Linked DNA regions of Mus musculus: all the other regions are linked to region 4. Evidence: chromatin loops called from intact Hi-C (ENCODE). Cell type or tissue: left cerebral cortex. All regions are shown on one strand. Each heading gives the region's core, and the rest is flanking DNA. Links, peaks and the distances in the headings are about the cores only.

Region 1 (7,620 bases), core at 1,637-6,636, 620 kb before region 4:
TTACAATGTTGATCCTGCCAATCCATGAGCATGGGAGATCTTTCCATCTTCTGAGATCTTCCTTAATTTCTTTCTTCAGAGATTTGAAGTTTTTATCATATAGATCTTTCACTTCCTTAGTTAGAGTCACGCCAAGATATTTTATATTATTTGTGATTATTGAGAAGGGTGTTGTTTCCCTAATTTCTTTCTCAGCCTGTTTATTCTTTGTATAGAGAAAGGCCATTGACTTGTTTGAGTTTATTTTATATCCAGCTACTTCACCGAAGCTGTTTATCAGGTTTAGGAGTTCTCTGGTAGAATTTTTAGGGTCACTTATATATACTATCATATCATCTGCAAAAAGTGATATTTTGACTTCCTCTTTTCCAATTTGTATCCCCTTGATCTCCTTTTGTTGTCGAATTGCTCTGGCTAATACTTCAAGTACTATGTTGAAAAGGTAGGGAGAAAGTGGGCAGCCTTGTCTAGTCCCTGATTTTAGTGGGATTGCTTCCAGCTTCTCGCCATTTACTTTGATGTTGGCTACTGGTTTGCTGTAGATTGCTTTTATCATGTTTCGGTATGGGCCTTGAATTCCTGATCTTTCCAAAACTTTTATCATGAATGGGTGTTGGATCTTGTCAAATGCTTTTTCTGCATCTAACGAGATGACCATGTGGTTTTTGTCTTTGAGTTTGTTTATATAATGGATTACATTGATGGATTTTCGTATATTAAACCATCCCTGCATCCCTGGAATAAAACCTACTTGGTCAGGATGGATGATTGCTTTAATGTGTTCTTGGATTCGGTTAGCGAGAATTTTATTGAGGATTTTTGCATCGATATTCATAAGAGAAATTGGTCTGAAGTTCTCTATCTTTGTTGGGTCTTTCTGTGGTTTAGGTATCAGAGTAATAGTGGCTTCATAAAATGAGTTGGGTAGAGTACCTTCTTCTTCTATTTTGTGAAATAGCTTGTGCAGAACTGGAATTAGATCTTCTTTGAAGGTCTGATAGAACTCTGCACTAAACCCATCTGGTCCTGGGCTTTTTTTGGCTGGGAGACTATTAATAACTGCTTCTATTTCTTTAGGTGATATGGGACTGTTTAGATGATCAACTTGATCCTGATTCAACTTTGCTACCTGGTATCTGTCCAGAAATTTGTCCATTTCGTCCAGGTTTTCCAGTTTTGTTGAGTATAGCCTTTTGTAGAAGGATCTGATGGTGTTTTGGATTTCTTCAGGATCTGTTGTTATGTCTCCCTTTTCATTTCTGATTTTGTTAATTAGGATTTTGTCCCTGTGCCCTCTAGTGAGTCTAGGTAAGGGTTTATCTATCTTGTTGATTTTCTCAAAGAACCAACTCCTCGTTTGGTTAATTCTTTGAATAGTTCTTCTTGTTTCCACTTGGTTGATTTCACCCCTGAGTTTGATTATTTCCTGCCATCTACTCCTCTTGGGTGAATTTGCTTCCTTTTTTTCTAGGGCTTTTAGATGTGTTGTCAAGCTGCTAGTATGTGCTGTCTCCCGTTTCTTCTTGGAGGCACTCAGAGCTATGAGTTTCCCTCTTAGAAATGCTTTCATTGTGTCCCATAGGTTTGGGTACGTTGTGGCTTCATTTTCATTCCTCTGTGATATGGCTTTAGATAAGATTTCACATTCATATTTTGTTGCTCGGTGTATTTCTTTTATATATACTAACACAGCCACCTCGTGGTAGATCAGGCCCATCCCCCTTCACCTAAGCCCACCAAATACAATGGAAAAACAAACTTTAAGGTTTTGTTTAAATGCTTGTTCTCCCTAACAGAAATACTAAAACAATGTTCCTGCTTCTCAACCCAAAATTTTCTTGCTTCTTTATTTAAATGTTTATTTTTCTCCCTAGCATTTGTGATAAATGTCCAAAAACTTATCAATTTGTTCAAGATTTCTTTTAAGGTTCAAAAGTCATCTCATCTACTTCCACAGCTCAAATCAACTATGCTGATTATCATTATTCGATCCTTAATTAACAAGTTTTTTTTTTTTTACAAACTGTTACTTCCTGTCCTGGATGCATAATTAACATGATATTTTGTTCCTCAGCCATCCAGAGTAGACTTAAAGGATGCCATCCAGGACTAAATTCCTCAAAGACCCTTGCTTTTCTAGGATCATAACAATGGACCATGATGTGCTCCCAAGCAAACCATTGCAGGCTTAACATTTGCTATCCACCACATGCAGTCATGCCCCTGCTGGGGTTCTGCTCCTCTGTTGTGATTACCCTACAGGCTTATCCCCACCAAAGAACAGGACAGAGCTGCTGCCACAGATCCAGCTGAGACACCACCATCTCCTGGGACCTGCCTGGGACAACAAAACTGCCTTCCTCCAGACACCCCATCTGACTGAAGACTCCTGAGATACATGCTGAGATCCAGAGACATAGGGTGAGTCTCACAGAGGACAGACTTTGGACCTTCCAGCTAAAAATGAACTCTCTTGCCAAAGTCAAATGGCTACTGAACTTGGGGGAAGTCACACAATAGTAAGGAAAACGTGATGTCTATCTAGCTTAACCAAATGCTGTTTAAAACTGATGCTAATATCCTCGAACTATACAATCCATGGAACAATTAATTGGTTCAATGATCCCTTGTCTTTCCAACCCCATCCCTCCTTATATCTCTGGCTTAGTTGTGCTACCCCCCTGGCCTGTGTAGTGTTTTATTTTAATGACTCCCACCCCACCCCAAATTTTTACTACATATGACACAGTCACTCCAGGGACCCCTCTTTAAAAAAAAAGTGAAAGAGAGAGATGTAAGACCATGAAAGGCAGACTGGTTTCTGGTTGAGCTAAGGTTGGAAACACCAGCGACCCTGGGGAAGGGTAGGTGTTTTGCCACATTCCTGTACACCAGGCTCCTGACACAAGGCGGCAGCCCTCCATAATTTTGTGGCCATCAGTCACATAAGGGCAAAGCTCCAAGCCCCTCCACACGTAGGGGATGTGACCTGTGGTCATGTAGCCTCAAGACAGATCTCCATTTTAGTAAGGTACCTAAAAGCCTGGAGGCTTAGCCAATAAACTTCCCTTTCCAGACACACCTCCCTGCAAAAGGTATTTAATCTCAGGCCTGCCCTGAGAAAGGGAGGTATTGCTTTACTCATTGCTACTCTCTGCCATGACAATAAATACTTTAAAACCATGGACTGTCTTTTTTCATTGGGATCCCCCGTGGGGAGCAATGGAACAGGCCTTTTTGCCTAAAGAGCTGGCTGCCTAATCCCTCTCTCAGAAGGCCTCTCAGCGCCCCCAGTCACAGTCTACACCAATCCAAGCCGCCCACTGACAAGCCAAGGACTCTTCTATCCACAGGACCCAGATGGAGCTCTCCCCTCTTTTCCCCTTCGGCTTCAGGTTAGATCCAGCCCCTGCGGCCCCCACTCTGTTCTCAGTTCTTCTGTAGCCCCAAGCAGTGACTGGATGCTCAAGAGCATGAAAACCAGATGACCCCAGCCTCCCTGCATGCCCTGTGACCTCAGGCTGTGTTCCCCCAACCCCAGAGCAGTGTCCACAGTTTCGCATAGCTGGATACCCACCTGGTGCTGGTGTGGGATAAGCACAGTCAAAACTCACTTGTCTGTCCTCTAATAGTGTCTCAAGCCCTGTGGCAGAGTAGATGCAGGAAACCCTGATAACCCTACACATCTCAGTATCAGACCCAAGACTTCAGGCAAGTTTTGTAATGTCAGGTTTCCATGGGGATTTCACCTGTTGTGTTTCTCTCTATTTTTCTTCATCAGTCTTTGAACGTTTTGTACCCAATCTTCCAAAACTCAGGCTTCCTGAATTCCCTGATTCTTTCCTTAACTTTTTATCATCACTGCTAATTCTACCTCTCACCATCCAATACTTGGATCTGAATCAGAGAGAATAGAGTTTTAATGGGTGATGGAGAGTAAGCAAAAGGGGACCATACTTAAAATACCGATCAAAAACCTCATGGCTAAAATTAATAATTTCTGAGATTTTTCTCAGAACCTTGTTGTATATGTAGTCACCTGCAGACCTTTTGAAAATCTTATAGTATGGACCCTCCCCAGACACAACCCATCATCAGTCTCTAGAGAAGGATCAAAACAGTCCAGTCATTGAAAACCAGTGCCTTAGGCTATGGCTCAGTTTATGAACCAGTAGCATCAACCTCACCTACTTGTTGCCAACCCCAAATCTCAATCCCCACCAAAGAATGAGATTTTGCATTTTCACAAAGCCCCAGGTAACCAATCTTCACACTGAAATTTGCACACCACTACTTTAGTGTTCTGATTTTCAAACATGTCTGCATTGTAACTTCAGTTCTCTGTTGTAATATACTGAATGCCCTCCAAACATCCACCTGTTACAACTCTAATCCTCAATATGATGGTTAATTGTTGCCTTATCTATTTTTCAAATAACTGTGAAATTTTGGTATGAAGTACCAAAGACACAGTTATACTACCCCTCGATATGAAATTAATGCAGAAACACTGCCAATTCAGTTTGTTTAGGAAAAAAAAAAAAACAAGACTTTCAAACCTTTTGTATTTGTTTCTATGACTATGCTAAAGCTATTCAGCTATAACTGTACACAATTCTCCTCTGCTCCTAAGTCCTCAAGCATGACGGTGAGAACATTAGGAATACCTTGATTGTATCAGGCATACAACTTTTGCCTATAACCATGGCAGCCAGATGATCCTGCAGAACCATGCAGGTGGGTATATTTTGAGCCTTTATGGAGGGATTACCAACAAAGGTATAGAAATGAAAACAACCCACAAAGAGAATCATTTAAGTGACATTGACACTGTAGTGAGGAAGGTATGCAGGTCAAAGTGTGGGACCAAAGGGAATTATTGTCACCCCTTAAGACACAATAGAATTTCCTTCCTTTTGGACTTTCTTGGGTCCCATCAACTCTTCTCTCCTTCCTATTTGCCCTTGCTGTAATGAGAATGTGTGTTCTATGACAGATTTAGCAGTAGAAACTTAGTCCAAGGAAGTGTTTGTAAACCCTGAAAGACCAGTCTGGAGCCAATCTGATGCAATCACACCAGGGTCTTTATTTAACCTTGCTCATGCTTAACTGATTGCTGACCCACAGGATGGTTCTTGTGGAGAAAAATCCTGGACATTCATCTAGACAAGGCTTTGTAGAAAGCAGCAAGTGAGGGGTGAGTTTTTCTAACCTGGCAAGCATCTATGTTGTAAGCCCACCCGCTGCTTACAAGGACCGGGTACAAATGGGAGGCAGTCTGGGGTTGAAAGAGACTTAGACCGAGAGAAATTAATGGAGCCAAGGCTCTCTGGTTTACTAAGAGAGTCTACTTATAAAAGGGGAATGTCCATCCTTGGGATGGATCCCCGGATATGGCAGTCTCTAGATGGTCCATCCTTTCTTCTCAGCTCCAAACTTTGTCTCTGTAACTCCTTCCATGGGTGTTTTGTTCCCAATCCTAAGAAGGGGCAAAGTGTCCACACTTTAGTCTTCGTTCTTCTTGAGTTTCATGTGTTTAGCAAATTGTATCTTATATCATGGGTATTCTAAGTTTCTGGGCTAGTATCCACTTATCAGTGTGTACATGTTATGTGAGTTCTTTTCTGATTGGGTTACCTCACTCAGGATGATGCCCTCCAGGTCCATACATTTGCCTAGGAATTTCATAAATTCATTCTTTATAATAACTGAATAGTACTCCATTATGTGAATGTACAACATTTTCTGTATCCATTCCTCTGTTGAGGGACATCTGGGTTCTTTCCAGTTCCTGGCTATTATAAATAAGGCTGCTATGAACATAGTGGAGCAAGTGTCCTTCTTACCATTTGGAACATCTTCTGGATATACGCCCAGGAGAGATATTGGGGGATCGTCCAGTAGTACTATGTCCAATTTTCTGAGGAACCGCCAAACTGATTTCCAGAGTGGTTGTACAAGGTTGCAATCCCACCAACAATGGAGGAGTGTTCCTCTTTCTCCACATCCAATCCAGCATCTGCTGTCATCTGAATTTTTGATCTTAGCCATTCTGACTGATGTGAGGTGGAATCTCAGGGTTGGTTTGATTTGCATTTCCCTGATGATTAAGGATGCTGAACATTTTTTCAGCTGCTTCTCAGCCATTCGGTATTCCTCAGGTGAGAATTCTTTTGTTAGCTCTGAGCCCCATTTTTTTCATAGGGTTATTTGATTTTCTGGATCCACCTTCTTGAGTCATAGACAGAGTTCTATTACATTTAATAGAGCCCACAACAGTTACTCTATTATTATCACAGAGCAGACTTTCTCAAAGTATGCCTTTAGTAAGCAAATTGCTAATAGGACAGGAGGGCATTTTGTCTATGGAAATTTTGTGAGGATAAAAATTCAAAATAAAGATTACTTTTAAGTAATCTTAAGTTAACATGCTGTCTGTCATATTTGCTAAGTCTTAGAATCTCACTGTAAAATATGTTTGTAACTCCTATTCTTTTCCACTTTATTTTCTCCTCCTATATGCAATGCAAAGACATAAAAGACGTCAATTGAATCTACCCACAAAAAGTAAAGCCTTCAATACTTCGGCTGCATCATTTCCTTTCACTACTTTGGTGTGAGAGGATCATATGAGCTACCAGCAGATGTCACCGTAGTACAGGACTTCAAGCAGTTGAGGCAGTCAAACAGTAGGGTACTTGTTGAATATGAGTTTTCTTTTTTTTTTTTTTTTTTTTTTTTCCATTTTTTATTAGGTATTTAGCTCATTTACATTTCCAATGCTATACCAAAAGTCCCCCTTACCCACCCACCCCCACTCCCCTACCCACCCACTCCCCCCCTTTGGCCCTGGCGTTCCCCTGTACCGGGGCACACAAAGTCTGCGTGTCCAATGGGCCTCTCTTTCCAGTGATGGCCGACTAGGCCTTCTTTTGATACATATGCAGCTAGAGTCAAGAGCTCAGGGGTACTGGTTAGTTCATAATGTTGTTCCACCTATAGGGTTGAAGATCCCTTTAGCTCCTTGGGTACTTTCTCTAGCTCCTCCATTGGGAGCCCTGTGATCCATCCATTAGCTGATTGTGAGCATCCACTTCTGTGTTTGCTAGGCCCCGGCATAGTCTCACAAGAGACAGCTACATCTGGGTCCTTTCGATAAAATCTTGCTAGTATATGCAATGGTGTCAGCGTTTGGATGCTGATTATGGGGTGGATCCCTGGATATGGCAGTCTCTACATGGTCCATCCTTTCATCTCAGCTCCAAACTTTGTTTCTGTAACTCCTTCCATGGGTGTTTTGTTCCCACTTCTAAGAAGGGGCAAAGTGTCCACACTTTAGTCTTCGTTCTTCTTGAGTTTCATGTGTTTAGCAAATTGTATCTTATATCATGGGTATTCTAAGTTTCTGGGCTAGTATCCACTTATCAGTGTGTACATGTTATGTGAGTTCTTTTCTGATTGGGTTACCTCACTCAGGATGATGCCCTCCAGGTCCATACATTTGCCTAGGAATTTCATAAATTCATTCTTTATAATAACTGAATAGTACTCCATTATGTGAATGTACAACATTTTCTGTATCCATTCCTCTGTTGAGGGACATCTGGGTTCTTTCCAGTT
Region 2 (7,620 bases), core at 982-5,981, 1.1 Mb after region 4:
TCTCAGTCTCAGCATTTTTTATGTGGTTATAGTTCTTTACCTATTGATGGGGCCCTGAGAGCTTTCTCCCTTTCATGTTGGCATGTCTATTGACATCATCCTTGGTTAGGCATCTTCTCTAACATTTCTATAATACAGTCTCACAGCAAAATCTTGTCCCTTGGGCTCTTACAATCTTTCAGGCCCTCTTTCACTATGACACTGAGCCTAAGCTGCATCGTAGATGTATCAATGTAGAGAACCCTAAAAACCTAAAAATAAATTTAACATATAAATCAGATATACTACTTCTTGTCACGTGTCCAATGGACTTGACATTCTACTCCACAGATAACCACTCCCTTCCTAGTAGTCAAGAATTATAAATAACCTCAATGCCCTTCAACTAACAAATGGATGATGAAAATGTGGCAACACAGACTCTGGAATAGTATTCTGATGTAAATGAAAACATATACAAAACAATCCTGAGATTCCACCTCACACCAGTCAGAATGGCTAAGATCAAAAATTCAGGTGACAGCAGATGCTGGTGAGGATGTGGAAAAAGAGGAGCACTCTCCCATTGCTGGTGGGATTGCAAGCTGGTACAACCACTCTGGAAATCAATTTGGGGGTTCCTCAGAAAATTTGACATAGTAATACCAGAAGATCCAGTAATACCATTCCTGGGGAAATACCTAGATGTTCCAAATTGTAATAAGGACACATGCTCCACTATATTCATAGCAAACTTATTTATAATAGCCAGAAGCTGGAAAGAACCCAGATGTCCCTCAACAGAGGAATGGATATAGAAAATGTGGTACATTTACACAATGGAGTACTACTCATCTACTAAAATCAATCAATTTATAAAATTCTTAGGCAAATGGATGGATCCTGAGTGAGGTAACCCAATCACAAAAGAACACACATGATATGAACTCACTGATAAGTGGATATTAGCCCAGAAACTTAGAATTCCCAAGATACAATATGCAAAACTCATGAAACTCAAGAAGGATGAAAACCAAAGTATGGAAACTTTGTTCCTTCTTAGAAGGGGGAACAAAATACCCATGAAAGTAGTTACAGAGACAAAGTTTGGAGCTGAGACTGAAGGAATGACCATCCAGAGACTGCCCCACCCTGGGATCCATCCCATATACAACCACCAAACCCAGACACTATTGCATATACCAACAAGATTTTGCTGAGAGGACACTTATATTGTCTCTTGTGAGGCTATGCCAGTGCCTGGCAAATACTGAGGTGGATGCTTACAGTTATCTATTGGATAGAACACAGGGTCCTCAATGAAGGAGCTAGAGAAAGTAACCAAGGGGCTGAAGGGGTCTGTATTCCTATAGGAAAAACAACAATATGAACTAACCAGTTCCCCCAGAGCTTGTGTCTCTAGCTGCATATGTAGCAGAGGATGGCCTAGTTGGTCATCAATGGGAGGAGAGGCCCTCCTTGATCTTGTGAAGATTCTATGCCCCAGTATAAGGGAATGCTAGGGCCAGGAAGTGGGAGTGGGTGGGGTGGGAATCAGGGTTAGGAGAGGAGGGTATAGGGGATTTTTGGAGAGGAAACTTGGAAAGGGGATAGCATTTGAAATGTAAATGAAGAAAACATCTAATTAAAAAAAAGAAAATAGATTTTTTTCACATATAACACACCGTGATTATGGTTTTCCTTTTCTCTGCTCCCCTCCATTTTGAATTGATGCTCTTTCTGACTCTCATTAGAAAACACACAGGCTTATAAGGGATTGGAATATGAGATAATATAAGATAAAACAAAAACTAACATATTGTAATAGGCACAAACAAACGACCAGAAAAAAAAAAAGAACTCAAGAAAAAGCATAATGAATAGATATAGATGCTGATACCAACTCAATCGCATACTAAGGGATCCCATAAAAACACAAAATTGGAAGTCATAAGATATACACAAATCACTTGTAAAATATAAAAGAGAATATTATATATATATATATGTATATATGAAAAAAATAACTTTAAGAAAAGCACTGGAATGATATTAGGAGAAGAGGAATCTACAGAGATGCTACTGAGATCATTTTCTGTTGACTGACTGCTGCTGGAAATGTGGCCTAACCTAAAGAGTGGTGGTTTGTTTCCCCTGTGAGACTGAGAAAATTTAAATTTCATTTTAAAGTAGTTATCAATTGGGAATAGCTTTTAGATTAGGGATGAAGTCATATATATACTTCCCCTCACAGCTCCAAGACCCACATCTAGTGCAGACCCATGTAGGCCTTGTGCATACTGCCTCAGTCTGTATGAGTTCAGAAGTGTTTCTTGTTGTCTAGAAGACCTTATTTCTTTGGTTTCCTCTATGCTCTCCAGCTCTTACAATCTTTCAGGGTCCTCTTCCATAGTGTTCCCAGAGCCCTAGGGGAATACATATGTATTTTTAATTCTGCAAAATTCTTACAACTTGGAAGGAAGCCTAACTAGCTTCATAGATCTAAAGCTCTGCAGTTGACTTTTGACTGGACACAATTCTGTTTTTCTATGTCAGGTTGTAAGTTTCAAATACTAGGAAATAACTTTTATTATAGAAACAAAGAAAATACTGAATAAAACCATCATTTAGTAATATTACATGCTAATTTGAACATTTAATATTCTTCAAAATAACTAGTTCTCTTTGCCAGAATAGATATAATTTGTCTTATCAAGTGGCTCTGTTCACATAAATGAAAAGATAAATATAAACTATTTTTACATGGAAAAAATGAGTTGCATACTTAAAGCTTGTAGACAGTTCTCTGATGTAATCATTGCATTTCTGTTACCAATACAAATTTTTATGTTCCCTTAAGCTTTGTCCCCCAATGGTAAGGCTGGTGTTGATGTATTCTACCTGCCTGTGTATAAATGAAAACCACAGGTGAACACTGCCACCTTGTGTCACACTGCTTAAACATTATTTAACTGTCCTGGAGAACTGAAATAGATTCTTTTAGCCCAAGATAGATTCTTAGCAGAGGTTTCCCTTTTGTTTTCTTTAAAAATGTCCATGTAATATATTTTCCCTGCTCCTTCCAGATCTGCCACCTCTCTATTTACTCAATTATATTTTCCTTTTTTCCATTTAAAAATATCCACAAAACGAAAATCACCCCCCAATAAAACCCAAATAGCTAGTAAGACAAAAAAAAAAAAAAAAAAAAAAAAAAAAAAGACAAAACAAAACAAAATGAAACAAAAAGCATGGGCTTGCTCCAGGGAGTGAAATACCCAGTGACACTCTATTGGAGAAAACTTATTTTCTCTTTCCAAGCAGGTATTTATCACAGATAGCTTGCTTCTTGGGTAGGGCTGAGAGCCTTTGCCCCATTCCCATTCTTAGTGCTGGGATCCCATCTGACTTGAACCTATACAGGTCTTGTTACCAGTCTTTGTGAGTTCATATGTTTATCAGTCCTGTTGTGTCTAGAAAACACTGCTTCTTGGGGTCATCCTACACCTCTGGCTCTTATGTCTTTCTACCTCCTTTTGCACATAGCTCCTTGAGCCCTGAGGAAGGGCTTTGATGAGGATCTCCATTTTAGGATTGAGTGCTCCAAAGTCTCTCACTCTCTGCAGTGTCAAGTTGTGGGTCTCTGTGTTAGTTCCCATATAGTGTAAGAAGAAGCTCAGAGATGAGTTTTAGACAGAGATAAATACTTTCTTTTATTTCTCAAAGGAAGAGGATTATAAATGTAGGTTACAGTTACTTAACATATATTCAAATGAAGATTCTGGAAAGATTCTTGTATGATCACTTCTATCTATGCAGATAATTCATACTTTCACTCTAGCAACACATTTCTTTTTCATTTTCATTGATATCATTATATAAAAATATGTTCAATTACTTCAATTTTTGGAAAGCATGATTAAAGAGTTTTTAAGTTTATGACTGGCAAGTTTATTGGACTTGAAAATGTGCAAGTCAAAACAGTTTAGGATTATAAAAGACGGAAAACCACAGGTGGCCTTACAAATGGCCTGGACTGATGTGAACCATCTAAAATGGAATTTGAAGGGCCTGAAGAGATTGCTTATTACTTATGAGCACTGGCTGTTCTTTCAGAGGACTTGGACTTGACTCCCAGCAACCCACATAGTGGCTCACAGCCATCTGTGACTCCCGAATCTGATGACCTCGGTCTCTACTGGCACCAGACATGCACATGATACACAGACATGCATATAAGCAAAGTACCATTACACGTAGAATAACAAATTTTATAAAAGGAATGGAAGAGTGGAAGAATACCTATTTATCAAGCCTGAGACCCAGGGTTCAATTCAATCCCAAGTGCCAAACCTAACCATCCAAACAAAATTTAAGAGTGTGTAGATTTGAGGGTCCCTTAGCCTGGAGTCCAGTTACTTAGCTCATGTTTGTGGCCTAATTGAGTACATGATCTGAGGGCCACTCTGTTAGAGTGGAAGGTCTCAGACCTCTTAGTTTAACAAGTTTTGTCTGAGGCCCCACTGAAGATAATGGGAATGTCTGAGGTACTTTTGAACAAACGGGGAAGTATCAGAGTGAGAAAAGTCCCAGAGTAAGGTGGGCTAAGTAAGAAGGGCATAAGAACTTCCCCTTTGCCCTAGGAAGCCTCAGAACCTCCAACTCATACAAAAGGGTCCTTAGACATGCTCCTGTGCTAAAAGAGTCTGAGACCTACCTCTTAATGACCAATGGGACCACAGACATACCTCTTCTGCCTGAAAAGGCCTTATGCCTTTTCCATCAGCTGTAAGGGTCTCAAGACCTTCATTCTAAAACTAAAAGGACCCTGACCTTCACATTTTCACACGGGGCCTAAAACTACCTTCTGTAACCAATATTTCCTCAGTCAATTCCTCTATGCTAAAAAAGGTCACGAATCTTCTCTTTCTGTCCTGAGGATCTTCAAATTTCTCCCATTGTTAAGTGGGATTTGGTCCTTCACATCTCTATCCAAGGGAGTTCTAGACCTTTTCCTCTGCTCAAAGGTACTTCAGACCTTGCTTCTTCTCAAGGAGTCTTGATGAAACCCCTCTGCCAAATGAGGCCTTAGGTCTTTCCATTTGCCTAACGAAGTCTTAGATCTTCCCCTTTGCCCTAAAGGGTCTCAGACATTCTCCTTCCAACCAAGAGAACCATATATACCACTCTTTCTTGACTTAATGGGCTGCAGATCTTCCTAGTAAAACCAAGCAGAACTCTGGCCTATTCCTCTGAACAAGGACACAATAAACTTTCCTCCTCCATAGGTTCTGAGACCTATGGTCTATTACCAAGAGGGTTTTCAAACTGTCTCCATTAAGTCATGGAAACTCACACCCTTTACATTTTCTTAAAGGAGACTTTGAGCTTCTATTTCCCCAGAGGTCCTCAGAACAAGGGTTATTTCTTGGAAGGTCATCTGAGATCAAGTATCCCAGTCTTCTCCCTCTGCCCAAAATAGGGTGTAGCCTCTGACCCATGCCTTTGACCAAGGTATTTCCAGTCTTGTTCCCTCTGAACAAGATGGCTTCAGACTTTTCCCCTCTGACCATAATGATCTGTAAAGGAATGCCTTTGACCTGCTATCTATGACTAATGGAAGAGCATAGCTTCAATTTATGCATAGAGTAGAAAGACTCCAGGAATCTATCAGTGAAAGTTGAAAGTCCATGACCATCATCTGCAGTGGGGCAAGATATGAATACTGATTCCTTGTTACGAAGTTCTAGGTTAAGTGTAAAATATTTTCTGTATTATCTGTATGTATAACAGCAGATCAGGAAGCAGCTTAAGCTTTCTTCCAGCAAACTGGATGGCAGTCTATAGTTATGTCTCCTCTTCAGATATTCTCTACTGCCCAAGTCTGTACATGAAGATTCTTGCCACTCCATTTCTTGTAACTGACTGGATTCTGGCTCCAATTTCTAAACTTAGTATTGGGAACATGAAATTAGAGTGGTCAAAGGTCTGCTGATTGGAAGAGAACATCCCTGGATACTAGGTAACAAGGAGTAAATCTTTGGCCTTCTTTGGCATTCTAGGATAATCTTGAATCTCGTTGGTCAAAAGGTAAATTTGGGAGTCTGTTTAGTCATGGGGTGAGTTCTTAGGCTCTTCTGGCAAGACATAAAAGGTTTGAGGTCCCTTAGACTAAAGAGGGAAGGCCTAAGGACCCATATGGCCCCGGGAAAGCCCTGGGGCCCCTAAAGAAAGAAAATAGTGACAATTAAGATGGCTGCTTTGGGCAGAGATGGAAATTCTGCAGCACCTCTTTTCAGAAATTAACTTTGTGTACTTGGACACAAGGAAGTCTGAGGTACCTTAAGATGAAAACATATCCCCAAAGGACCCCTGGGCAGAGAATTAAGGCTTGTGATCCTATTGTTGAGAAGATTTAGATGTATATACCACCTTTGTCATAGAGGGTACTTGTGAACCCCAAGAGGCAAAAGGGAAGATCTAAGGAACTTTTGGTGATAAGGATTGGGACATTTCTGAGGTCGTTATGGGTAAGATTGAGGGATGCAGTTTACTTTGCAAAATATATGGACACTAGTTCTTATTGGGCAAATAGATAAAGACTAATGTTCATTTGGGCACAACAGATTGGAAGTCCCCTTGGCCAGAGAGAAAAAAATCTGAGGTCAAGGATACATTATATATCCCTTTTTTCTCTTCTTTTCTTTTCTTTTCTTTTCTTTTCCTTTCCTTTCTTTTCTTTTCTTTTCTTTTCTTTTCTAAAATGCTTGTTGGAACCTTTTCTAAAGAAAAAAAGTGGTCCTCAGACTTATCTCTTATGGACAAAATACCAGCAGAACTTCACCTTTGATCAGAGGTGGGAGGTGATGACTTCTTAGGCATAGGAGAGTTGTATTAAGGACCTCACTGTATGAGGAACCTGAGTACCCCTTGGTAGAGAAGGTAACTCTGAGGCCCCCTTGGTCTGTGTACTGGCTAGTTTTGTGTCAACTTGACACAGCTGAAGTTGTCACAGAGAAAGGAGCTTCAGTTGAGGAAATGCCTCCATGAGATCCAACTGCAAGGCATTTTCTCAACTAGTGATCAAGGGGGAAAGGCCCCTTGTGGGTGGGACCATCTCTGGGCTGGCAGTCTTGGGTTCTATAAGAGAGCAGGCTGAGCGAGCCAGGGGAAGCAAGCCAGTAAAGAACATCCCTCCATGGCCTCTGCATCAGCTCCTGCTTCCTGACCTGCTTGAGTTCCAGTCCTGACTTGGTGATGAAAAGCAGTATGGAAACCCTTTCCTCACCAACTTGCTTCTCGGTCATGATGTTTGTGCAGGAATAGAAACCCTGACTAAGACAAATTGGTACCAGCATAGTGGGATATTCCTGTGACAACCTGACCATGTTTTGGGGAGGACTGTGGAAGAACTTTGGAACTTTTGGCTTGAAGATCCATCCGTTGTTAAGAGCTCTGTCAGATGTTGTATAGGAGCTTGGAATATAATGTTGAGAACAGTGCAGAAGATGGAGGCCTGGCTTGTGAAATTTCAGAGGGAAAATTAAAGACTCTTTTCAGGGCCATTGCTGTTTTGATTGTGAAGATTCTGTAGTTCTGGTTAGCTGGGGCTGAAGAATCAGCTGTGATTAACAAGACACC
Region 3 (7,620 bases), core at 802-5,801, 66 kb after region 4:
AAAGATATAGAAGAAGCCAGACATAATAATACCATTATGATCAACTATCCAAGATAAGTGCCACCAGATATAAGATTAACAAGGAACAAATACCTAGAACCAGAATCAAAGGGGAAAATGACACATGGGAATAAATACTACCTACCATTAAGCTACAGAAGATCACTTGTGTTTATTGCCACTATACCAAAAACTAGGACATCAAGGAACACAAGGACTAAAACACTGAATAGACTAATGCAATATTCAGGAATCCTGGCATGTTATTAAGAATACTATTAGCTAGATGGTTGTGGAACACACCTTTAATCCCGACACTCAGGAGGCAGAGGCAAGAGACTCTCTGAGTTTGAGATCACCCTGGTCTACAGAGTGAGTTCCAGGAGAGCCAGGGCTACATGGAGAAACTCTGTCTTGAAAAACAAACAACCAAATACTATTAAAGGTTGTGAAAAAAGTTCTCACGGATACTTTTTAACTAGATACAACTCTATTGGTAAGGCTACACACTGTAAGATATATGTATTTAACTATACAATACAAATACACTTCGTAGGACCATTGATCAAATATAGAAGTAAATATACATGCACAATGGCAAACACCTTTATAGGATTAGGCATTGTAGTGCGCATACCCTACTCAGCAAGCCTCCATGAACAATCTTTGGTTCTGGTACACAGCCTTTGATTGTCCTAAGTTTATAATAGACTCTGACAAAGGCTCATACTTCGCAGGCAAAATGACACAAGAAACGGCAAATAATTAGATATCTAATGGAATTTCTATATACCATATAGCCCTAGAACATCAGGAAACATGAGAGATGCAATGCTTTGATCAAAGAATAATTAATGTTGTCTGGTTAAATTTACCTGCAATTGGCTTTTATTAATAAAGCAGCTTATACCCTGACCCAGCTGGGACTTAGCCTGTCTATATTGGCTTGTTCTTTTCCAAAATCTGGACTTCAGCAACATCTCCAATAAAACCTGGAGATATTAAGCACTGACTACACTATTTGCTTCAGTGGCACATTGGTTGAAAGATGAAATGAAAGATAAAGGTGGCATTGCCACCTTCAAATCAATGTTCTCACAACTTAGTGGGACATAGTATAAGACTAATTTGCACAGGCCCTAATTGGTCTAAAGCAGCTCTCATCACTCTTTGTGACTTTACTACCTTAATTAAGTTTTATCAGTTCCATTCACTTTATATGCAAATTGTTTTTGAGATTTGGCCTCTCAGACATATTTAAGTTAGGAGAAGAACTACCAGATATACCATTATTTGAAAGCATAATAACCTTTCTAGAACTTATAAACAAATTTACTATACAACCTCATATTGGGAGCAGATTTTGTTTTGGTCCTGGAAGACAAAGAATGGAACTAGATCTTAAGACGTAATGGTAGATACACACCCCTTCACTCTCTTCACACTTTATATTGCCTTAATTGTAGTCTTACTCAGTTTTGAACTGGCTCTATATCAAATACTATGAACACCTCTCTCCAAGCACCACGCACCTACTGGGATACAACACACTAACATTTAGAAAGAAGTGGATCAAACCTCTCTTTGTGTTGATGATAGGTAGAAGGCCCTCTTTGAAGCTACTACCACTACTGTCACTGTAGCCATCTGGACCTAGCTCACTATATTCATTTCCCCAGAACTCCCCAATATTGTAGGATGGAAGGACTTAATGTAACCATCAGACTTGATAATAACAATAGCCGCCTATTGGAATGTTACAGAATTGGCACATAAACCTGTTGTCTTAGGATCTCCATTGCTGTGAAGAGACACCACAGCAACTTTTATAAAGGATATCATTTAATTGGGGCTGGCTTACAGGTTCAGAGGTTCAGACTATTATCATCATGATGGAAAACATGACAACATCCAGGAAGAAATGATGCTGAAGTGGTAACTGAGAGTTCTATATCTTGATCCACAGACAGCAGAAGACTGATGTGACACACTGGTCAGACTTGAGCTTTTTAGACTTCAAAGCTCATACCCAGTAGCCTACTTCCTCCAACAAGGCCACACTTACTCCAACATAGCCACACATCCTTATTGTGCCACTTCCTATGACCAAACATTCAAACACATGAATCTATGTGGGCCACCACACCTGTTGAGATGCACATGATAATAAATGCAAACAGGCTATGCAGAATAGTAAGCATTTTAACTCACAACTTAAGAGCTTTACCAACCTAGACAAATGCAATAATCCTACTAAAGCCTCTAGCAATACTAATTGTTGAAAATAACTGGAGGATTACAGAAAGGCACAAAAAAGCAATTTATGCAGACCACTGGATATACTTAGAACAAATGGAGCTCTTGTCTCTAGCTGCATATGTATCAAAAGATGGCCTAATAGGCCATCACTTGAAAGAGAGATCCATTGGACTTGCAAACTTTATATGCCCCAGTACAGGGGAACGCCAGGGCCAAAAAGGGGGAGTGGGTGGGTAGGGGAGTGGGGGTGGGGTGGGTATGGGGGACTTTTGGTATAGCATTGGAAATGTAAATGAGCTAAATACCTAATAAAAATGGAAAAAATAAAAATAAATAAAAGAGTAAAAAAAACATAAAAAATCAATGTTGATCAACACATTTCGTCTGCTAAGATGCCCTACCTACAAGATGAGTTTTTAATTATTCCAAGCTGGTACTCTGATGGAACTCTTACAAGTAACACAGCTATGGAAGTCAGCTTTATACTAATTCTGGTACCCATATGGGATGGAAAAGATAAGGACTATAAATATGTAGAAACTGAGGTATCCAACAATAAGGATGACACAGCAACAATAACAACCAAACCATATTTTAATCCTCTCAAGCCATATTTTAATCCATCTAATGACAGTATATCCTTCATATTTAGAATACAAGAAGGAACAGATTTAAAAAGAAATGAGCAATGAGAGTATATATTATGTTTTAGGCTTCATTAATTTTCCATACTTTGGACATCTCTCTCTCTCTGACCACCCATGAGGTGAAGGAGTTCACAGAAGTCTCATCTTGGGACAGCTGATCTCTAATACCTCTTAATCCCCCATCATTATGGGATTCTAATACTTTTGGAATATATTGGGACATATACCAATTCCCACTTGTGCCTACTGAACCCAAATGTCTGCCCTACTCTTTAGAAAGATTACAACAAAAGTCTTTAAGACAGAACCAGGCACTTACTCTCCTAAATTCCTATCCCATTATTTCATATTATTAGAAACCAAGCTAGTGGCACATGTAAATTTAATTTTATCACAGCCCCAAACTATAACTCTACATTGCCTAACTTTGAAATGATTTGTGTATGTTTAGAATTAAAACAAAACCTTCCACTTTTACGGGGTCACAATTGGACAATATTTGGGGCAATCAACTTGTAGAAAACTGGTTAGCTTAGGCAGAAAATCGCAACTCTAAAATCACTGTCCAACACAGATGGAACATGTCTGGAGAAGTGTATCTCCTAGTGGTATGGGGTGGTACTACAATGAGATGAGCACTCATACTACTTTGGCTCAATGTAACAATCCTGGCTGACAAACATAATCCAGCAATAGTCAAAACACTATCAAAAGCATCTAGTTTGATACATCAGGCATCAAATATACACAGTGATCAAATATATACAGCTATCACCAACAGTTAATCAGGAACTCAAATCCATTTAATTTGATGTTGGCTATTGGCTTGCTGTATATTGCTTTGATTCTGTTTATGTATGTGCCCTGTATCCCTGATTTCTCTAATACCTTTAACATGAAGGGGTATTGGATTTTATCAAAGTCTTTTTCAGTGTCTAATGAGATAATCATGTGATTTTCTTTGTTTATATGGTGGATTATATTGATGATATTAATATATTGAATCATCTCTGCATCCCTGGGATGAAGCTTACTTGATCATGTTGGATGATGGTTTTAATGTGTTCTCTGATTCAGTTTGCTAATATTTTATTGAGTATTTTTGCATCAATGTTCATAAAAGAAATTAGTCTGAGAATCTTTTGTTGAGTCTTTGTGTGGTTTAGGTATCAGGGTGACTGTAGTCACACAAAATGAGTTTGGCAGTATTCTTTCTATTTCCATTTTGTGGAATAGTTTGAGGAGTGTTGGTATTAGGTCTTCTTTGAAAGTCTGGTAGAATTCTGCACTAAAACCATCTGGCCCTGGGCTTTGGGTGGAGGATTGGGAGACTTTTAATGACTGCCCCCCCACACTTAGGGGTTATAGGGCTGTTTAAATAGTTTACCTGATCTTGATTTAACTTTGGTAAGTGGTATCTGTCTAGAAAATTGTCCATTTCACTGAGATTTCCCCGTTTTGTGGAGTATAGGCTTTTGAAGTAAGACATAAAAATTCTTTTAATTTCATCAGTGCCTGTTGTTATGTCTCCCTTTTCATTTCTGATTTTGTTTACTTGGATACTGTCTTTCTGTCTTTTGGTTAGTCTGGCTAAGGGTTTGTCTATCTTGTTGATTTTCTCAAAGAACCGGCTGCTGGTTTCATTGATTATTTGTACTGCTTTCTTTGTTTCTAAATGAATGATTTTAGCCCCAATTTTGATTATTTCCTGCCTTCTACTACTCTTAGGTGTACTTGCTTCTTTTTTCTATAGCTTTCAGGTGTACTTTTTTAAACTTAATTTTATTTTTTACTTATTCACTTTACATCCCACTCACTGCCCCCTCCCACAGTCCTTCCCCCATCCCCCTTCCCCTTCTCCTCTGAGCAGTTGGGAGCCTTCCTGGCTATCTCCCAATCCTGGCACTTCAAGTCTCTGTGAAGTTAGGTGCTTCTCCCACTGAGGCCAGTCAAGGGAGCCCAGCTAGAAGAAGAACATATACCACATACAGGCAACAGCTCTTGGGATAGCCCCTGCTCCAGTTGTTTGGGACCCACACAAAGACCAAGCTGCACATCTGCTGCACATGTTGGGGAGGCCTAAGTCCAGCCTGTGTATGTTCTCTTTGATTGGTGTTCAGACTCTGAGAGCTCCAAGAGTCCAGGTTATTTGCTCTGTTGGTCTTTCTGTGGAGTTCCTATCCCTTTCTGGGCCACAATCCTTCCTCCTAGTCTTCCAAAAGAGTCCCCAAGCTCCATCCACTATTTGGTTCTGGGTGTTTGTATCTGTCTGAGTCAGCTGTTGGGTGGAGCCTCCCAGAGGACAATATGCACCTGTGTGCAAGCATAACAGAGTACCATTAATAGTGTTAGGGATTGGTGCTTGTCCATAGGATGGGTCTCAAGTTGGGCCAGTTATTGGATGGCCAATTCCTCAATCTCTGCTCCATCCCCTGTCCCTGCATTTCTTGTGGACCGGACAGATTTTGGGTTGAAATTTTTGTGGGTGAGTTGGTGTCTCTGTCGCTCCACTGGATTCTTGCCTGGCTTCAGGAGGCAGGTTCCATATGCCCAATTTTGTGAGTCACAGCTAAGGTCACTCCCATTGATTCTTGGGTGCCTCCCTTATCCCAGGTCTCTGTCTTGTCCTGGAGATGCCCCCCCCCATCTCCTCATCCTTGTCAGTTGCAAAGTTTTTTATGGTTTAAAATATTACTTTTACTAAAATTAAAGCATGCTATAGAATACCACCATAAGATATTTAGAATTGTGTGTGTTGTTTGCTTGCTTTGTCCTTCTCAATGTCTTTGGCTATGGCAGGTATCAAATGAGGAAATGAAAATGATTTGTATAAAAATATGCTTTTGATAAGACTTTTTAGATGGAGGAGAGTTGCTGGGTATTAAACCAGTGCCTCATGCAGACTATTTCCTCTGCTTTTGAAAAAAAAAAATCTTAAAAACATCTTTCATCCCTTGTAAAGCTCCTAAAATGTAGATATATCATATACTTATCTGGGCAATGATTTCATCTGATTTGGAATTCTATCAATAGCAAGTGATGGTTAATTCATGTCCCAAAATCAAAGAGGATCAGGAATATATATGTGGCTAGTAGGAGAGATCTTGCCCAGAGTGTGAGCCTAGAATATCACCACAAGCCTCACAGCAAAAGAGAAAATGGCTTCAAACTGAATCTTAAATGACTAAATACTTAACATCTGAAATGATTGAGAATTTGTGCCTAGGGGAAACATAGTTCTACATAAATTATAAAATTATTCATGGAACTTGTTAGAAAAAAAATTTCATGCTACATAAGACACAAGCCATGAAAACCATATAGCTTTACAGCTAAAATGATTTAAAACAATTTTTAAAATACTTAAAAATTATAAAGGGAGAGATTGGTTAAGAGCACAAATTGCTCTTCCAGGGGATGCAGTTTCTAATTTCGGCTACCAGATGGTGACTCACACCTGTCTGGCCACTTCAGTGGATCTGCTGCCCTCTTCTGGCCTTCTTGAGCACCAGACATGCCCATAGTACACATGGTACCAAACACCCATACACTTAATTTTCTTAATAAATAAAAAGAAAACCTAGAGTCATAAATATGAAAGAAAAATGATTGTAAGATGAATTTTTGGATATTTGATTCCATCTCACTTTAATGTACATTCCCAGAAATCATTTTACACCCTAAAAAAAGGGAGCATATACTACTAGATAGTAAAAGCTTTAAGAGTTTGGAAATAGATCTCACTGTTAAAGCATTTGCTTAGCATGCATATGACTTTGGATTCAATTCTCAGCACTGAAAGAGGCTCTACAAGAAAGGAAAATACAAACTGCATTAAGATGAGACATTAAAGTTCATTTCTATCAAATTCATTAATTATATTAGTCTTTTTTTTCAATGCTAAGGATTGAGCCCAAGGAAGAATTATTTCACTCAGATGAGTTTTCTTTAAACTTTGCTACTAAAGATTCAAATACTGGGCTGGAAATATGGTCTGGTGACATAGTGTTTACCCAGCATGTTTGGTTCCTGAATTTGATCCTTAGTAGCGGCACTTTCCCCTTAAGTAACCCTCCCTTCGAGGAGAGGCCCTTGGTCCGGTGAAGGTCCTCTGCCACAGTAAAGGGGAATGCCAGGTCCAGGAAGTGGGAGTGGGTGGGTTGGGGAGCACGGGGAGGAAGGAGCGGATAGGGGGTTTTCAGAGGGGAAGCCAGGAAAGGGGATAACATTTGAAATGTAAGTAAAGAAAATATCTATTTACCCTTTCTTAGAAATGGGAACAAAACACCCATGGAAGGAGTTACAGAGACAAAATTTGGAGCTGTGACGAAAGGATGGACCATCTAGTGATTGCCATATGCAGGGATCCATCCCATAATCAGCTTCCAAACGCTGACACCATTGCATACACTAGCAAGATTTTGCTGAAAGGACCCAGATATAGCTGTCTCTTGTGAGACTATGCCGGAGCCTAGCAAACACAGAAGTGGATAATCACAGTCAGCTATTGGATGGGTCATACGGCCCCTAATGGAGGAGCTAGAGAAATTACCCAAGGAGCTAAAGGGAACTGCAACCCTAATAGGTGGAACAACAATATGAACTAACCAGTACCCCGGAGCTCTTGACTCTAGCTGCATATGTATCAAAAGATGGCCTAGTCGGCCATCACTGCAAAGAGAGGCCCATTGGACTTGCAAACTTTATATGCCCC
Region 4 (7,620 bases), core at 861-5,860:
ATTTGCAGAAAAGCTATTGAGTTGGATAAAAGTTTTACAAAATGCCCACAATGAATTTTAATACTAAACCTGCAAAAGAAATATGCTAAGGAAATCACACACACACACACACACACACACACACACTACCACCACCACCACCACCACCACCACCACCACCACCACCACCACACAAATAAATGCATAAGCCAAGTCCTGAGGGCCTGGGATATCAGCCCCAAATTCAGTAGGCTGGGTAAGAAGGAAGCCAGGACTCTGTTTTAAGATGAATTTCTTTCAAAATCCACAGGAACACATCATGCATATCACATCATGTGCTATATCCTGGCCCTGGGGTTGTGGAGTGTCCAAGAAGGATGCGGAGGCACAGGTTATGATTAATTATCTGAGCATATCAAGCAGCAAACTCAGACACTCCTTCCTCTTCTGTCTTCCAAAGGATGTTTGTTTCGGGACATTTTCTAGAAAGACAGGTACCAATGTATATTGACAGATGAGGCACACCAATGATAGTCAAAGGAAATTTTTCACATGAGTCTTTCTGGGTTGACTTACAGGAGGGTGTTTTCCACCATCACATATGGAATGTTTCACTTTCTGCCATTTCACATCAGTAAATATAAATATTGATGAGTGGGCGTCCTTCCTTCAAGACATGCATTTAATTGGGTTTTGATCAAATGTTCAGGCACTGGGAGGAAGCCAGTGGCATCAAAGTTGTCCACAAACCCAACATCACACTAGGGGACTAGTGTGAAAACTCAGTAAAAGTTGCCCAAGTCATGTATCTGTTGTTGTTGTTGTTGTTGTTGTTGTTGTTGTTGTTGTCATCGTCATCTTTGGAGGTGGTGGTTTGGTTTGGTTTGGGAGTGTTTGTTTATTTTGTTTGAGACAGAGTCTCACTTCATAGCTCTGACTGATCTGGAACTCACTATGTAGACCACACTGACCCTGAATTTGGAGAGATCCTGCCTGCCTCTGCCTCCTGAGAGCTGGGATTAAAGGCATGCACCACTGTGACATGCAAGTTAATTTTTTTTAATTATATTTTTTCTACAACTAACATTCATCAGTGTTTCAGCCTGGAAGGAAGAAAACTTGCATGCAATCAATGTTTTAATTGAACAAGAACATATGCAAATGGCACAGGCATTTCTATCATTTGGATTTAGAAGAAAATCCCAAGATGATGTTGCAGTTTTCCCACCTCAGCTGTGAACACTTACTATTCGTGATTGAGTCTGCAGGCAGTTGGCGGGCAAAAGCCTGTCAGGGGTATTATTAGCCTTCATACCAGATCATAAAGAAGGATTTGCCAAAAATCCTAGTTTCCAGAAGAGCTCTGTTGTACCAAGGCAGTGGAGCATCGCCACCTTACGACTGTACCTTGCAATGCAACTAGCTCGCACAAATTACAAATGCTATTTATTGATTGGGGCAGGGAGGGGAAAAAAGGGGAGGGCAGAGGCAGACTGTTGGTTGGTTTGGTTGGGTTGGTTGGTTGGTTTGTTGGTTGGTGATTTTTCAAGACAGGATTTCTCTAACAGTCTTCGCTGACCTGAACTCCTTCTGTACAGCAGTCTAGCCTCAAATTCACAGAGATCCACCTGCCTCTGATTCTCCAGTGCTGGGCTCAAAGGCAAGCGCCACTACTGCCTAGCCTGTGTTGTTTTTTGGTTAAGCAAAACATCTTTAAATGTCTAGATTAGATATCCAGATTAAATGTCTAGACTAAGATCTCTAAACATTTTCTAATATAAATTTTATCAGTTGAAACTTGTCCACTTTTATGGGATGCTAAGGATGTATGGAACTCAGGACTTTGTGCATTCAGTCCCACTGTCTGGTAGACACTGTTATGCTGTATATTCCTAATGGGGAGCAGCCAAAAACAAAAACAAAACAAACAAAAAATCCAAACCTCAATTCCTTAATTAATTAATTAATTAATTTTTTAGAACTAAGATTTAATCAGGAAAGTTGCATTATATGCATACCCCTGGTTATTCAGGTAAGCATAGTAAGAATATAATTAAAAGTTGTCTGCACATTTGAATTTAGATGGATATGAAAGTGTTTCAGATTTCCTACTTAAGTAAAGTGAAACAATATTGAAATTTTTCGAAGGTTGTTACTGTGGGATCCCGGGTCCACAGACACATAAAATAAATCTTTGAAAAAATAATATTAATATTTAGTAATGTGACATGAAATTAAATTAAACCAATGTTTTTCCTCTGGCAAGAAACGCAGAAAGTAAAAATGATACATTGTATTCGTGGTAAAAATCCTAATCTCATTTAATCGATACACATTGCATCCATTATGAGTTGCAGTCATTAATAATAAAATAATATTATTAAGCAGCAAGCAAATAGTCTTAAAGCAGCACGTAGTGAGACCTCAGAGCTGTTAATTTCCTAATAAAAGAATACACTTCCCAGGAAACTTTACGGCCAGGCCAAGCACTTCCGGAAGGAGGGACTACGGGACGGCAATAGGACCCTTCTGTAAGAAAAGGGAGAAATGTGGCTTCAAAAGAAACCATACTTATTCATGTGAGTGGCGATTTGTCACATGTGTGTGACGATAGCCAATATGTCTGAAGAGAAAGACCGGTTGTGGCGCTAACTGGGGGGACCTACTGCCTCCCTGTAAGCCTTCCTTACAAGGCTATCTCGGCGCAAGGAATGCTGGAAAGTGTAGTGATTTGGCTGGAAACTACCAGCTATTAAGTAAAATCGCGTCATCACCCCGACCAGTTCTGTTCCCAAGCCTGCTGATCTAGACCTTATCCCACCTCCGTTCCTGCTCCATTCTGAGCCCTGACTGTGAAGGTTTCACTCTCTTCACTTACAGGAGCTTTAGGGAAGAAGTCTCCCACAGGAGCTGAGGGTGGGGGGCGGGCGGTCTCCCTCTTCTGGCCTCTATCGGTACTGCAAGGAGGGGCCACCAATTACATGCAATTTTTATGCCACACTAAGATGCACAAATAAATAAGGCCAGAGATTCCCCAGAGTCAGGATTTGAGGCTTTGGGGACCAATGAGAGTTGTTGGATTGAATGCAAAATGTACACACTTGGAAACAAGACTGGGCAAGGCTGCATTTTCTAGTCTGCAGGGAGACCTGAAAAGTTAGTAGAAGTACATGTGTGTGTCAGTTCTAAATGAAACGACGGGGGACAAATGCCTGAGGTGCCTGTTAGCATACCAAAGCACATGATGGCCTCTAGACTCACTTGGGACCGCTGACTATGCTCTACTCTTCTGATCTGGCCCCATAACTTAATCCAAGCCAGACCTTCTCCTAGCATCTTTTACCTATATAACCAGCCATTTAGGCCATGCTCCCACTTGGTCCTCTCAGTCTCCTCTGTTCCCTCTCTTTTCTTCTTCTCTTATTCTCCTCACCCTTTCCACCTCTGTCCTCTCATGGCTGGGTTCAGTCTACTGTCCAGGTTTAGTCCACTACTTTCTCTGCTCTGGACTCTTCCAGAAGCCTCTGGCTGTTCTTATCCGTACCTGGGAGTGGCCATACCCTCATTTGTACAGTATCTTCCTCCAGCGTCTCCCTGTGGCTGACCCTGGAGGCCTTTATGCTTTCTCCCTGGAAAAATTCTAATTGGGGGGGGGGGGGGAATCCAGTTTGTTGCAATGACCAGACAGCTGAAGGGGTGGCTCAAGGGCCGGGGCATAGGTCATTGAAATATACTCAGGGCTACTAGGAGTGGCAGTCAGTGTTCAAGTACACAGGAAGCAACTTTCTCTGCAAAGGTATAAAGAAAAGTAAAAAGTTTTGAAAAAGCTAAAAATTTAAATTAAATTAAAGACAATCATCTGGGCAGTGATGGTGCATGCCTTAAAAACCAGCAGATTAGGGCTGGAGAGATGGCTCAGCGATTGAGAGCACTGACTGCTCTTCCAGAGGTCCTGAGTTCAATTCCCAGCAACCACAAGATGGCTCACAACCATCTGTAATGGGATCCAGTGCCCTCTTCTAGTGTGTCTAAGGACGGCTACAGTGTACTCACATACATTAAGTAAATAAATAGATTTAAAAAAAAAACCAGCAGATTATACATGGGAGACAGAGGCAGGTGAATCTCTGAGTTCGAGGCCAGCCTGGCCTACAGAGAAAGTTCCAGGACAGCAAAGGCTATACAGAGAAACCCTGTCTTGAAAAACTAATAAATTAAATTAAGAGGACAACAAAGGTGAGCTGAGTGCTTTCTGGGCCAGTGAGTCCAGGTCCTCTTACCCTCTGAACCACATCTCCAGTCCCAAATTAACCTTTAGTTTCTACTCCCCAGGAACATAAAACAAGCCCTGGACCTTATAAAAGGTGTCAGGAGATAAGAGCAGCCTAAGGCTTCTTTATTTCTTTCCTCTACACTCCTGGAAAAGAAAGGGTAGCAGGAAAGCCAGTGGTCAGATAAAATACAAATTGTCAGATTAAAATCTTAATTCTGGTTGTATTTATTTTACACTCTCTGAGGACTCATTGCCCTACAGTATGTTTGGGGACTAGAAAGGAAATGAAATCTCAGTGTCAGTAGCCCACAAAGAGACAGAAGCAAAAGTAGTTTGCAAAGGACAGTGAGAAAGTCCTCTGATGTTCTCTCCCTCTCCCTTTCCTTCTACCCTCTTCTTTCTGCATTTTTTTTTGACCCAGCTCCTGTGACCCCCATCTCCAACCCTTTGATCCAGTAGGACTTTCAAGTTTTCTGAACAGTGCTCAAAGAAAACACTTTACTTGTGGTTTTCCATATCCTCTGAGGTCTGGACTTTCTGTCCCCAGCCAGCAGGTGGTGCTGTTACTACAGCTGGAAGCAAAGTTCCCAAAACGTAGCTGAACACCTGGGAGGCTGATTGACTGGTAGTGTGTGGAGATGTGCAGAGTTGGAATCCTGAGAGTCCAGAGCCTAATTATGATTTCTCTTGGACAATTTTCAGCTCTCTAGATAGATGTCCCTAAGCCACCTATGTCAGACCTGACGTCCTGTGACTAACAGATTTAAAAAACAAACAAAAATAAAACATTTTTTTTTGTCTGTCTAATTTGATCAAATTGTTCTTTCACAGCAAAGGGCCTAGTAAAAGCAAGGACTTCTGGCTCTGCTTCATCCACCTGGCTTAATATTCCCACTCATGTATTTTGAAAAGAACCTTGATTGATGTTCCTATAAAAACTTCATGAAACTGTGTCTATGTCCCTCCATGGGATTTGGGGATGCAGTTTACCATGCCTTACCGCAACCTGATGTGTGGAACCTTCAAACTGTGGCTTAAAACAAACTCTTCTTTCCTTTAAAGTGCTTGACTCAAGTATTTTGTCGAAGCAATGTGTAGGGTAACTAATACCCTTGGATAGATTAAATCAGTGGAAATACACTCTCTGTCACTGGATGAGAACGTGCTTTTAGCAAGGCTCAATGGCATCTTTCATCCTACCCAGCACTTAGGAAGCAGAGGCAAGGGAATCTCTGAGCTCCTGGCCTGCCTGATCTACATAAAGGATTTCAGTCCCTGTGACACTTACTCAATAACAGTGACAGGAGAGAATTTGGTTCCCAGGAACTTGGAGATGGGGGCGGGATATTGGAGAGGTTGGGGGAGGATGTTGGACAGCTGGCTACCATGTGAGTTCCAAATTTAGGTGGACAGTGATAGAGGGGGGTATTCCATGCCCCCTCTACATTTCCATATGTGCACATATGTGCTTATCTAAATGAGTCATTTTATTACTCTTTGATTCCCATTTCCCAATTTCCTTCTATCAAGAGAGTAAAGACAAAAAACAAATCCATTATTTTTTTTGTGTGTAAATTCTTCTGCTCATGAATATTCTATGTATTTTAGTTCCCTAAAAACAAAACTTCATTAAAAATTTTGAAAGCTGCCCATAATTTTTTTGACATAGAGGAATTCAAGTTATACATTCAATTTTACATTTTGATTGCATTTTAAAGCATGGGACTACTGCAGCTCAAAGCAGCTGCAAATCTCAAACCTTCCTGCCTCCACTTCCCAGGCACTGTTTACAGGCATGGAGCTCCATTATTGGATATAGAAACACACAAAGAGAAACATACACACAGACATACATACACACATATAAAATAGGCTTTGCTGGAAGAAAATAAACAAGAACAAAACAGTGATTATTCAGTTTGGTCAGGCCCAAGTTCCAAGGCTATACACATCTGTGACAAGAATTTCAGATATAAACATGTGAAGGAAATTTTATAGGTGCACCTTTTTTATTTATTTTTGTTAGATATTTTCTTTATATACATTTCAAAAGCTATCCCGAAAGTTCCCTATACCCTCCCTCCACCCTGCTCCCCTACTCACCCACTCCCACTTCTTGGCCCTGGCATTTCCCTGTACTGGGACATATAAAGTTTGCAATACCAAGGGGCCTCTCTTTCCAGTGATGACCAACTAGGCCATCTTCTGCTACATATGCAGCTAGAGATATGAGCTCTGGGGACACTGGTTAGCTCATATTGTTGTTCCACCTATAGGGTTGCAGACCCCTTCAGCTCCTTGGGTGTTTTCTCTAGCTTCTCCTTTGGGGGCCCTGTGTTCCATCTTATGACTGTGAGCATCCACTTCTGTATTTGCCAGGCACTGGCATAGCCTCGTACAAGACAGCTATAACAGGGGCTCTTCAGCAAAACTTTCCTGGCATATGCAATAGTGTCTGGGTTTGGTGGCTGATTATGGGATGGATCCCTGAGTGGGGTAGTCACTGGATCCTTTCGTCTTAGCTCCAAACTTTGTCTCTGTAACTCCTTTCATGGGTATTTTGTTCCCTATTCTAAGGAGGAATGAAGTATCTTCCCTCTTCTTGATTTTCTTGTGTTTTGCAAATTGTATCTTGGGTGTTCTATGTTTCTGGACTAATATCCACTTATCAGTGAGTGCATATCAAATGACTTCTTTTGTGATTGGGTTACCTCACTGTCTTAGTCAGGGTTTCTATTCCTGCACAATAATCATGACCAAGAAGCACCTGGGGAGGAAAGGGTTTATTCAGCTTACACTTCCACATTGCTGTTTATCACCAAAGGAAGTCAGGACTGGAACTCAAACAGGTCAGAAAGCAGGAGCTGATGCAGAGGCCATGGAGGGATGTTCTTTACTGGCTTGCTTCCCCTGGCTTGCTCAGCCTGCTCTCTTATAGAACCAAGACTACCAGCCCAGAGACGGTCCTACTCACAAGGGGCCTTTCCCCCTTGATCATTAATTGAGAAAATGCAGAAAATCAAGAATTTCACACACAACTATGACAGGCATTTCATACACATACACATATGACAAGAATTTCTCTCTCTCTCTCTCTCTCTCTCTCTCTCTCTCTCTCTCTCTCTCACACACACACACACACACACACACACACACACACACACTCCTGTGACAAGAATACCATACATAAAACTCTGGTAGGAATTTCACATACAAACCTGTGACAGGAATTTCACATACACACATACCCACAGACATCTGTTAAATGAATTTTAAACACACATGTGACCAGAATTTCACACACACACACACACACACAATCACCTGATACAGGAGTTTCACTCATACAACTGTGACATGAATTTTAT

Evidence for each region. A loop is a pair of places that touch in the nucleus more often than their neighbours do. Peaks named below come from ENCODE experiments on the same cell type or tissue, not always from the same donor. Only the 100,000 strongest peaks of a DNase experiment are listed, where the experiment ranks them.
Region 1: it touches region 4 in a loop (8-fold over the local background); 7 of 42 quality-filtered maps call a loop at or near these places.
Region 2: it touches region 4 in a loop (8-fold over the local background); 3 of 42 quality-filtered maps call a loop at or near these places.
Region 3: a loop joins it to region 4, with 8 times the contacts of the local background. A loop is called at or near these places in 17 of 42 quality-filtered maps.

Annotation. Positions count from the first base shown.
Region 1 is chrX:78,424,102-78,431,721 of GRCm38, reverse strand. No RefSeq gene overlaps it. Among named protein-coding and RNA genes, the nearest start is that of 4930480E11Rik, 58 kb to the right of the region's middle. In left cerebral cortex, for the core only: no CTCF peak of the experiment used is centred there; no DNase peak of the experiment used is centred there.
Region 2 is chrX:76,676,375-76,683,994 of GRCm38, reverse strand. No RefSeq gene overlaps it. Among named protein-coding and RNA genes, the nearest start is that of Cldn34d, 77 kb to the right of the region's middle. In left cerebral cortex, for the core only: a CTCF peak has its summit at 2,914 (motif pointing left); a DNase peak (open chromatin) is centred at 2,915.
Region 3 is chrX:77,740,345-77,747,964 of GRCm38, reverse strand. No RefSeq gene overlaps it. Among named protein-coding and RNA genes, the nearest start is that of Prkx, 52 kb to the left of the region's middle. In left cerebral cortex, for the core only: a CTCF peak has its summit at 3,519; no DNase peak of the experiment used is centred there.
Region 4 is chrX:77,805,997-77,813,616 of GRCm38, reverse strand. No RefSeq gene overlaps it. Among named protein-coding and RNA genes, the nearest start is that of Prkx, 14 kb to the right of the region's middle. In left cerebral cortex, for the core only: CTCF peaks have their summits at 1,378, 2,757, 2,957 (motif pointing left) and 4,792 (motif pointing right); DNase peaks (open chromatin) are centred at 1,292, 2,731 and 4,845; H3K4me3 peaks cover 855 bases; H3K27ac peaks cover 658 bases.